2 separate regions of the Mus musculus genome follow, and region 1 is linked to region 2. Evidence: chromatin contacts called from ENCODE Hi-C data. All regions are on one chromosome and are shown on one strand. The core of a region is the stretch at or near the end of the contact, and the rest is flanking DNA. Distances in the headings are between cores, read along the strand shown.

Evidence for each region. A loop is a pair of places that touch in the nucleus more often than their neighbours do.
Region 1: a loop to region 2 is called in a map of T-helper 17 cell, with 3 times the contacts of the local background. The contact joins the promoter of 2210010C04Rik here to the promoter of Prss58 in region 2. A Hi-C loop is called at or near these places in 4 of 37 maps with a recorded cell type or tissue (T-helper 17 cell, T-helper 2 cell, mature B cell and 1 more).

What each region holds. Positions count from the first base shown.
Region 1 is chr6:41,032,393-41,036,951 of GRCm38, forward strand. 2210010C04Rik (RIKEN cDNA 2210010C04 gene) reads right to left here and starts at 3,117. Exons shown (of 5, transcript NM_023333.4): 1 at 3,047-3,117; 2 at 1,852-2,014; 3 at 550-803; 4 at 1-49. The coding sequence starts at 3,086. It also overlaps Tcrb.
Region 2 is chr6:40,897,635-40,902,144 of GRCm38, forward strand. It overlaps Prss58 (protease, serine 58), which reads right to left and starts at 2,753. Exons shown (of 6, transcript NM_175020.3): 1 at 2,638-2,753; 2 at 2,420-2,504; 3 at 93-231. The coding sequence starts at 2,459. It also overlaps Tcrb.

The DNA of each region.
Region 1 (4,559 bases), core at 1,867-4,366, 140 kb after region 2:
TCAGAGAGGACAGGAGCATCAAGACACTGAAGGAGTGAAGGGTAGTTGGCTGTCAAACACAAGAATGAAAATAGATTATCCATGGTTTTTGGAAACAACTTTCCCAGCCTTCTGCCTCTTTCTTAACACCTACTCTGTCTTTAAATTCCCCAGTGACTTATAATTTCGGAGAACATTTTTTGAGAAAGTAACTTTATTCAATTCACAACATTTTTTTTTTTTAAAAATCAGGTGCGAGCATTGGTGTCCACCGCTTTCAACAAGTGTATACTTAAAGGAACACCAAAATCTTTAGCCACTGTTTACTTACTTCCCCCATTTCAGTTAAATGCTTTTGAGTGTTTTTTTCTACAAGTTCATTTTTGTTGTCTCTATTGTATGATGTGGGCAGAAGTTTTCTATCTAATTTATGCATGTTAACACTGCCTACATATGCCTCTCTCCTTAGAGAAACTTCCCTTGAGTGAGAATTTGGACCACCTTGCCCCCCACCGTGCTTTTCATCTCTAGTCTTCTCACACTTGGTAATCAAGTCCCAGTGGTACTTACTGCCAGAGCTCAGGGTGTTGCCCCAGCCAGACACAAGACACCTAGTACCAGCTGATGGACAAGATCTTGGCAGAGCGACAGTGGACACTCGAGAGTTGAGGGTGGCAGCTGTCTTCAGCTTAATCAACATGATGTCATTGTTATAGGTGTTTGCATTATAGTTGGGGTGGCGGATGATTTTAGCTGCATCAATGAATTGCTCACCACCCTCAAGGGCATCAATGTTGTGTTCTCCCAGGCGCACCTGAATTCGGCTGGATATAAGGATTAGCAGTTTTTAACATATCCAACTTCAATCTTTCCCTTCCCCCAATTTTCCAATCATGCAAATAAACACAAATATTCACATAGGTGATTTTATATCCTAGGTAAGTGTGCACTCCCTTCCTGCTTGTAGGTCAGAAAATTCCTTGGAATTATTTCCCTCCTCGTTAGTACAGACTCACAGTTCATTATCTATTAAAATACAAGATATAAGATGGGAAGAAGCATTCTTACTAAGTAGTTGGAGATGAAGAACAGATTGGTTGGTGTTTGCTATTTTTCCAATTGTAATTCTTCAAGACTTTAGATATATAAGATATACAAGGATTTAAGATATTAAGATAAATAAACAGTGGGATGAAACAAAATGTCAGAAAAGAAGTGCTGGGATTAAAGGTGTGTACCACCACACTTGGCTGAAAAGCAGAGCAATGTTATAGGACAGAGTTATGTATGCTTGTTTTTCATAATGTATTTAAAATATAGTGTTTTATCTTTACATGCCCATTTCCCTTTGTTAAAGCTATATGATGATTCACAATCTGAATCTATTCTAAGACATCCTTAAAAAATGATGGTTCCCTTCTGGGTCTTTACTATCATCACCTAGAAAGATAGTAATGAATCCTGGAACAACACTCCATAAAAATGTCCCTCAGTAGATCATATAATTGTTGAGATAGAATCAAGTTCTTGATATCTGATTTTTTTTAAATTTACTTTTAATTATATACATGCATACATGTCTGTGTGTAGGTATGTTCATGTATGAATGCAGATGCCCAGTGGAATCCAGAAGAAGGTATAAGATCCCATGACACTAGGGTTACAGGTAGTTGTGAACCATTTTTTTGCTTAGAATCAAACCCAGGCCTTCCAGAAGAGCAGCAAGTGTTCTCAACAACTGATCCATCTCTACAATCCAGTATCTGGACGTTTTAAATATCCTATATAACTGTGCACATTTCCTAATTGTATTTTGATAAGACCAAAGGACAATGGATTTAGAGCATGGAAATGTGAATATTGGTCACTTACGATTTGTAGCAGTGAGCGGCTGAAACAACCCACTGGGAATTGATGAGTGAGCCTCCACAAAAATGGTAGCCGCTGTTCAGAGACACCTGGTAGGGGAGAGCATTCCTCTGGCAGGTGTAGCCTCCAACAATTTTGTCATCATCATCATCCAGGGGGAGAGCAACTGTGAAGAAAGTCAGCCAGAGATGCCTGATTGTGACTATTTGAGGACATAAGGGACAGTTTATAACACAATCTGCTGAGAAGCCATGCAAATGGATAGCTTTGCGTTAATCTTGGCAGGCGATAAGTTGTTGGCATGACATGTTTATCTCCATAAGCAAAGAAGAAAAACTTAAGGACCAGGCTGAAAGTATTCTCACTTTAAAGAAAAAATGTTTAATGTTTTTATTCTGATTATCTCTCTTATTGCTTGTAACTGAAGTTTTTATAAACAATTTCACCAAGCATGACAAGATTTCCCTTACTAACCTTTTCATTTAAGCCAACAACCTTTGCAACATGGACTCCTGCATTGTGTAGTAGGGTCCACTGTTAGTTTCAAGGTCTTACATTATTTTTCTGAGCTAAGACATTTTATTAGCTAAGATATTTCTGGAAGTATTGAGAGAAATGTCTAGTTTATACTTCCTGAGTTCTGGAGAAACTCATATTACCTTTCAGTGCTGCAATTTTAATTGCATCCTTGCATTTTGTCTCAGACCTGTAGTTCCCACTCCACTGCTTTGGTGGATGAGGCAGACTTAAGATCTGTCTGGGCGATAGAATGTGCTGAGTGGTAGCTTGGACGATTTAGCAAGACTCATTATGAAAATTAAAAGTAAAACAGGCATCATATGGGCTGGAGAGATGGCTCAGTGGAAAGAGCACTGACTGGTCTTCCAGAGGTCCTGAGTTCAACTCCCAGCAACCACATGGTGGCTCACAACCATCTGTAATGGGATCTGATGCCCTCTTCTGGTGTGTCAGAAGATTGGACAGTGTACTCACATGCATTTAATAAATAAATTTATATAAAAAATAGGGATTATATATGTTGGAAGTGGTGAATATTTTCCTGGTATTCACTAAGTCTTGAGTTTAGTCCAAAACACCTTCCTTGTACTTGGATCCTTGGGGGTTTCCAGAGATTGAACCACCAACCAAAGAGCAAAGATGGTTAACTCTTAGTGACTTATTCATTAAAGGTACTCACCAGCAGCTCCAAGGAAGGCAAGGAAGATTAAGGTCTTCATGGTTGCTCACTGTGGCTAGAGCAGTCAATAGGATGAAGGCTTTCCTCCACAGCTATTTATACCTTCATGTCTTGTTGACACCCATGGCCATGGGTGCCAGAAAAGTTCTTTCATTGGAAACTCAGAAATCTAAATTTAGAATTCAAATCAGTGAAAGATGGAAGATAATGCAGGACAAAAATCTAAAGGGTGTGGGAATGGAAGAAACAAACTCACCTGGTGGGAACTGTTCTCCATAGTAGGAAAAAAAGTTTGTAAAGTCACAAGGCAAAACTTCAGGTTTTCAGGTTCTCAGACAAAAGTCTTAGGTACTCTAACATTCCAGATGTAAGCATTTTTATAAAGGACTCATTGGAACTCTGGTCTTTCACATGACAATGTCTATTTTGTAATTATTAAAAATGTATAACTTTTCCTAGGGCCCTTCTAGTACTCTACATCCCCATTAAGACACCATTGCTAATGTAAAAGACCTTCTCTTTCAAGGAAAGGAAAACTCTTCTTTAATGAAAGCAGTCACTGGGGACAGAAGGTGGGAGGGACCTGGGTAGGAGAGAGGACAGGGAAGGGAAGGGGGAAATATGATCAGGTATTGGGGGTAATAGAACTGAAGCCCTGAGGGCCATCAGGAAGAATGGAAACAGGCAACCTCGGGAGGTAGGATGTAGGGGTCCCTCTAGAATGTACAGGAGACCTGGGAGGTGAGAGATTCTTAGAACTCAAAGAGAGGGACCTTAGATGAGAATCCCAACAGTGGGGAGAGGGAACTTGCAGAGTCCACATCCAGTAGAAAGACAGGACATCAGATGAGGGATGGGGTTGCCATCCCATAGTCAAAAACTCTGACCCAGAATTGTTCCTGTCAGAAAGATCTGCAGGGACAAAAAATGGAGATGAGCATGAGAGAAAGGAGGTCCAGTGAAAGGCCCAAATTAGGATCAAGTTCAAAGGGAGGCCTGGGACCCTGAAACTGTTACTGATGCTATGGTGTGCTTACAGACAGGAGCCTAGCATGACTGCCCTCTGAGAAGCCCAACAAGCAGCTGAAAGAGTCAGATGCAGATACTAGCACCCAACCAGTGAACAGAAGCCTGAGACCCCTGTGGTTGGCTTGGGAAACAGCTGGAAGAAGCTGAGGAGAGGGCAGCTCCATGGGAAGACCAGCAGTCTCAACTGACCTGGAACCCTGAGATCTCTCAGACACTGAGCCATCAACCAGGCAGCATACACCAGCTGATATGAGACCCTGTATACATATACAGCAAAGGACTCTCTGGACTGACCTCAGTGAGAGAAGATGCACCTAAACCCCAGAGACTTGGGCCCCAGGGAGTGGGGAGGCCTGGTGGAGTAGGGGTGGAGTTGGGAACATACTCTTGGAGATAGGGGGGAGGAGGTATGGGATGGGGAGTGGTTGTAGGGAAGACTGGGAGGGGTGAAGTCTGGACTGTAGAAAAGAATTAAAAAATAATT
Region 2 (4,510 bases), core at 1,503-4,002:
AATCATTTATTGAGAGTTATATACAAGTTGCTGGGTCTATGTGTGACCTGAGAACTCAAAGAGTAAAACCATCTGAAGTTCTTATCACTCACGGTAAATTGCAGTGTGCAGCTGTGATCACCCACAAAGGATGGATCAGGACTCCAGTGCAGGGCAAGTAATCAGACTTCAGGTAGACCAAGTAGGGGGGCGTGGTGCCAGCTATGTGATCTGGATTATAGGCAAAGGTACCTGGAAAGAAAAGGATAGGTTTCTTTTCATTAATCACTAAGAAAAACATTGAAATAAAACCAAAAAGTTCAAAAGTATAACAGCAAAGTAAAAAAAAAGGGGGGGGGGCAGGGAATATATTTCACTAGCTTCAACTTATTGAACCTCTTCTTCATCACTTTTAAATTGTAAGCTAAATCTTTAAAGTGACTTATTTTTTTCTGAAGACAATGACAGTTGATAGAAATAGATACTTTAAAATTTTAAAAAGTGTTCATCCTTTTAATTGTAAAGAAATATTCTTCTACTTGAATTATGAGTTCTCTTAGGCCTGTGAGCCGAGTTCAGTGGGTGGAACAGTTGTTGAGCAAGCCTGACAACCTGAGTTGATTCTTCCAGAACCCAAAGATGAAAGGAGAATACCTACCTCACAAAGTAGCCTACAACTTTTACAAATGTACAAATGCGCATGGACACCCTCATCTTACATATACAATAATAAAGGAATGACTTTAAAAAGAAACACAAGTTCCCTCATTTTATACAATTAAGTGGAATTTGTTAGACTAGCTAATTACTAAACCATTTTACCAATGTTAAATTGTTGCTAACATTTGCACGTAAAATGCCCCACACAGTATCATGTCTTTGAACACTTGAATACCGGCTGATGATGATGTTTGGCGAAGTAGATCTCTAGGGAGCAAGCTTTGAGGTTGTTAGCCTATTCCACTTCCTGTCTAGCCTCTGATTTGCATAAATGTGAGCAAATAACCACATGTTTCTGCTACCAATTCAGAGGTTGCTCTTGTCATCATGGCTTCCCTACCTTAATGGAATGTTCTCTCAAGTCATAAGCCAAGTGAGCCTTTCTCTTTTATGTTGCTGCTTGTCAGTTATTTGTCATAACAATGGGAATAGTACGTGATACAAAGACTTTCACAAGTTATCTCTCTCTTCCAACAACTGTACCATGAACAATGAAAGCCAGTACCATGACAAGAACAGGGCAAATGCTTTCAGAGTCTAAGGACAACAAGGGAGTAAATAAAAACATCAATTAATGTCATACTAGTATATGCCAGGCTCTGTTTAGGAGTTTGAGTTAGCTTCTGAGTGAAACAGATAGCCATGCTCTTAAACATCTGAATCTGTAAACATATTTAAAAATAATAAACCCAAGTAAATAAAATAGCATGTTGAATAGTGATTAAAGCTGTGGGGATAGAGTTAGGCCAGTTAAAGATGTAAAATACCAGTTGTGTGTGTTGGGGTCTGGGGGTTGTGGGTGGATGTTAGATCAAAAAGTAAAACATCATGCATCAGTGGCCAGGGTTGGGTAACAGCAAAGAGCAAAGTCATGGAGACAGAGGATTTAGATTATCAGATGTGTGGAGCCAGAGATTCCAGAAAGAGGAAACAGCTACAGACAGAATATGAAGTCTAGGTCCTGTCTAAGGAATATCATAGAGGCCAGTGTGGCTGACATGGCATGAGGTAAGTAAGGATGGTGGTGGTAGAGAATAATGTACAAGGGATAGTGCATTTTGTGTGATGTTGGAGTTATGCAAACTTGTATTCTAAGTGGAAGTGGGACCTCTTCAAGATTTAAAGTCATGGCATCATCTTCTTAGAAACCCTGGAAGAAGAACATGTAGAAATGGAGGGAACTATTGGCAAGTAAATGAATATTCCAGTGAAGAGATGCTGGTTTGGAGTATCATGAACAGTAAATGTAGTGAGATGTGATTGGACGTAGGATATATTTAGAAGACAGAACAACTAACATTTTCCTAACACAGTGATCATAGAGTGTGGGGAGCTGAGCCATGTCAAAAGTTTATACCTTTAAGTCTGATGCTGCACTCTTTAGTTGAATTCCTCTTTTAACCTGGGCCTTCTCTTTCCTGTTCCTAGGCCACAATATCTATCATGTTCCAGATAGGTTCAAAATAAGCTCCTAATATGGAATGGATATCTTGTAGATGTGTTAATGTCCACGCCTCCTTCAAAGTACATAAGCAATCAATTTGAAGCGCAGAAGGCAGGTATTCTTATGGGAAGTAACTAAAATTGATATGTGCTGTGGCAGTGCTGAGAGAGAAACAGTCAGGTACTAAGTTTCAAATGATGCCTCTATCATTTTTCTATCTTCCATGCCTTCCCTAGGACTCCTCTGGCAAATAGTGAAAGAAGTGAAGATACTCACGAAGCAGGGTTGAAAGAATGCAGAGGAAGGCTAACTTCATTATGATGTTGAAAGCTGTTTTGAGATGGGTTTTAGCTCAGTGTCTCTGTAAAGCATAAAGACGAGAGAATGAGATAAAATACTGATGAATTACTTCAGCGGTGGGATTTACTTTATGAAAAGCTCTCCCCATCAGAGTATAAAGTGGTGTCAGAGTGAGGAAATTACTTGTAACAAACCTGATCACTCACGCTGTCTAGATCTCAATTTTGTCTTCTTTTGAAGAAGTTACTTAATCCAAGAGAGATGTTCACAAAGTCTCCACAGCCTCCTGCTCTTTGACTTGTGCAGGAAGGCTGCTCTCTGGGCTGCACACATGATGCAGACCCCTCCCACCTCTATGATGATGCCCATCCCATTTGTGTGACTCTGGCATTTATCTGTACTCTGGCACTGACAGTAACCACTTGCTTGGCACTCAGTGTCTCTTTGAAGTACTTTAGTTATCTTCTTTATGACCCAAACCAGGCATCATTTAAAACCATGCAAACCTTACCAGAGCTGGAATATGTGTTTTTGTTGGGTACCCATATATTTAAAGTTTCCATTTCTATCTTCAAGGAGTTCCCAAGCTGGAAGAAGTGATAGTGAAACAAATAGGTGCTACCAAAAGTACCCAGACACAAACACACTGGTATATAGATTAAGTAAATCATATCTGTTAAAATATATGCACCCCAAAATATAAGGAAATATTAAAACTCAACAAGCATCAAGGAACCTGATTTGAATGTGGGTCTAAGATCTGAGCAGGTGGTCCCCTTACTGAGTGTTTTGTCTTCTTGGATTGACAAAATAAATAGCATAGTCTAGTGCCATGAGCAACACACATTAGTCTTCTTATAGATCTGGAGTTTGTAACTCAGTTCTCCAATTACTGACAAATTTGGTGATAGTGGCTGATAGACAGGTACCCTCTTCTGGAGGTTCACTTGGCTTTTCCCATATATGTATATGCACAGCAAAAGGGAGCGAATAGAGTATTATTTTTCTTACAAGAATCTAATACTTAGAGAGTTCCTAAAATATGGAACAGAAATTGCTGAGAAACAAATTTAAAATGTGCAACATCCATAGTCATGAGTAATTAAAATTACTTTGAGATTTTATCTTATTTAAGTCAATGGTCAAGGTAATTAAACAAATGCTAGCACATGCTAGTGAAGATGTGAGAGAAGGGGAGAAGGGGGACACTTACTCATTTCTGATGGGAGTGCAAACTAGTACAGCCACTGTGGAAATCATTGAGGGGGTGCTTCTCAGGCATCTGGTAATGGGTCTGCCTCAATATCTACTTATATCGCTCTTGCGCATATACCTAAAAGACTTTATGACCTACTAGAGAAATACTTGCTCACCCATGTTCATTGCTGCTCTCTTTATAATAGCCAAAAATTGGAAGTAGTACATACATCCTTCAAGTGATGAATGGATAATGAAATGTGGCACATTTACACAATGGAACATTATTCCACTGTTAAGAAAAAGAACCATGAAATATGAAGAAAAATAGATGGAGGTAGAAAAAAAATCCTTCCAAGTGAGGTAACCCCCACCTAAAAAGACAAATACTGCATGTTTTTTTTTCTTATATGAAGATGTTAGTTTTTAAGCTTCCTTTGTATGCTTTAATATGCAGATGTGAGTACCCAGCAAGGGACAGGAGGTAGTGGTCCAAGGAAGGGGAACTAGAATATAGTGTTATAATGAGATAAGGGTAACTAGAATAGGATGATTAAATGGTAAGGGGGATGGGAGGGAAGGATAAATGAGGGAATATGACAAGAACAATTAACATTAAAGGCCTTTAGAAAAATAACGAAAAAATACTAAAACATATTCAGGTATTAAAGGAATATAAATGAAATCATCATGTAACAGAAAAGATCCTGCCCTATTTAGATGTCTTGTACCATCAAGTCAGTGTTTCAGTAATAGGAATAGTTTACAGAATTTGGAATCATTGAGTAAAGGGATCCCATAGTACCCTTGAAACATCATGGATTATTACCACGGCTATTGGTTACTCTCTGAAATCTAATGGCAAGGACT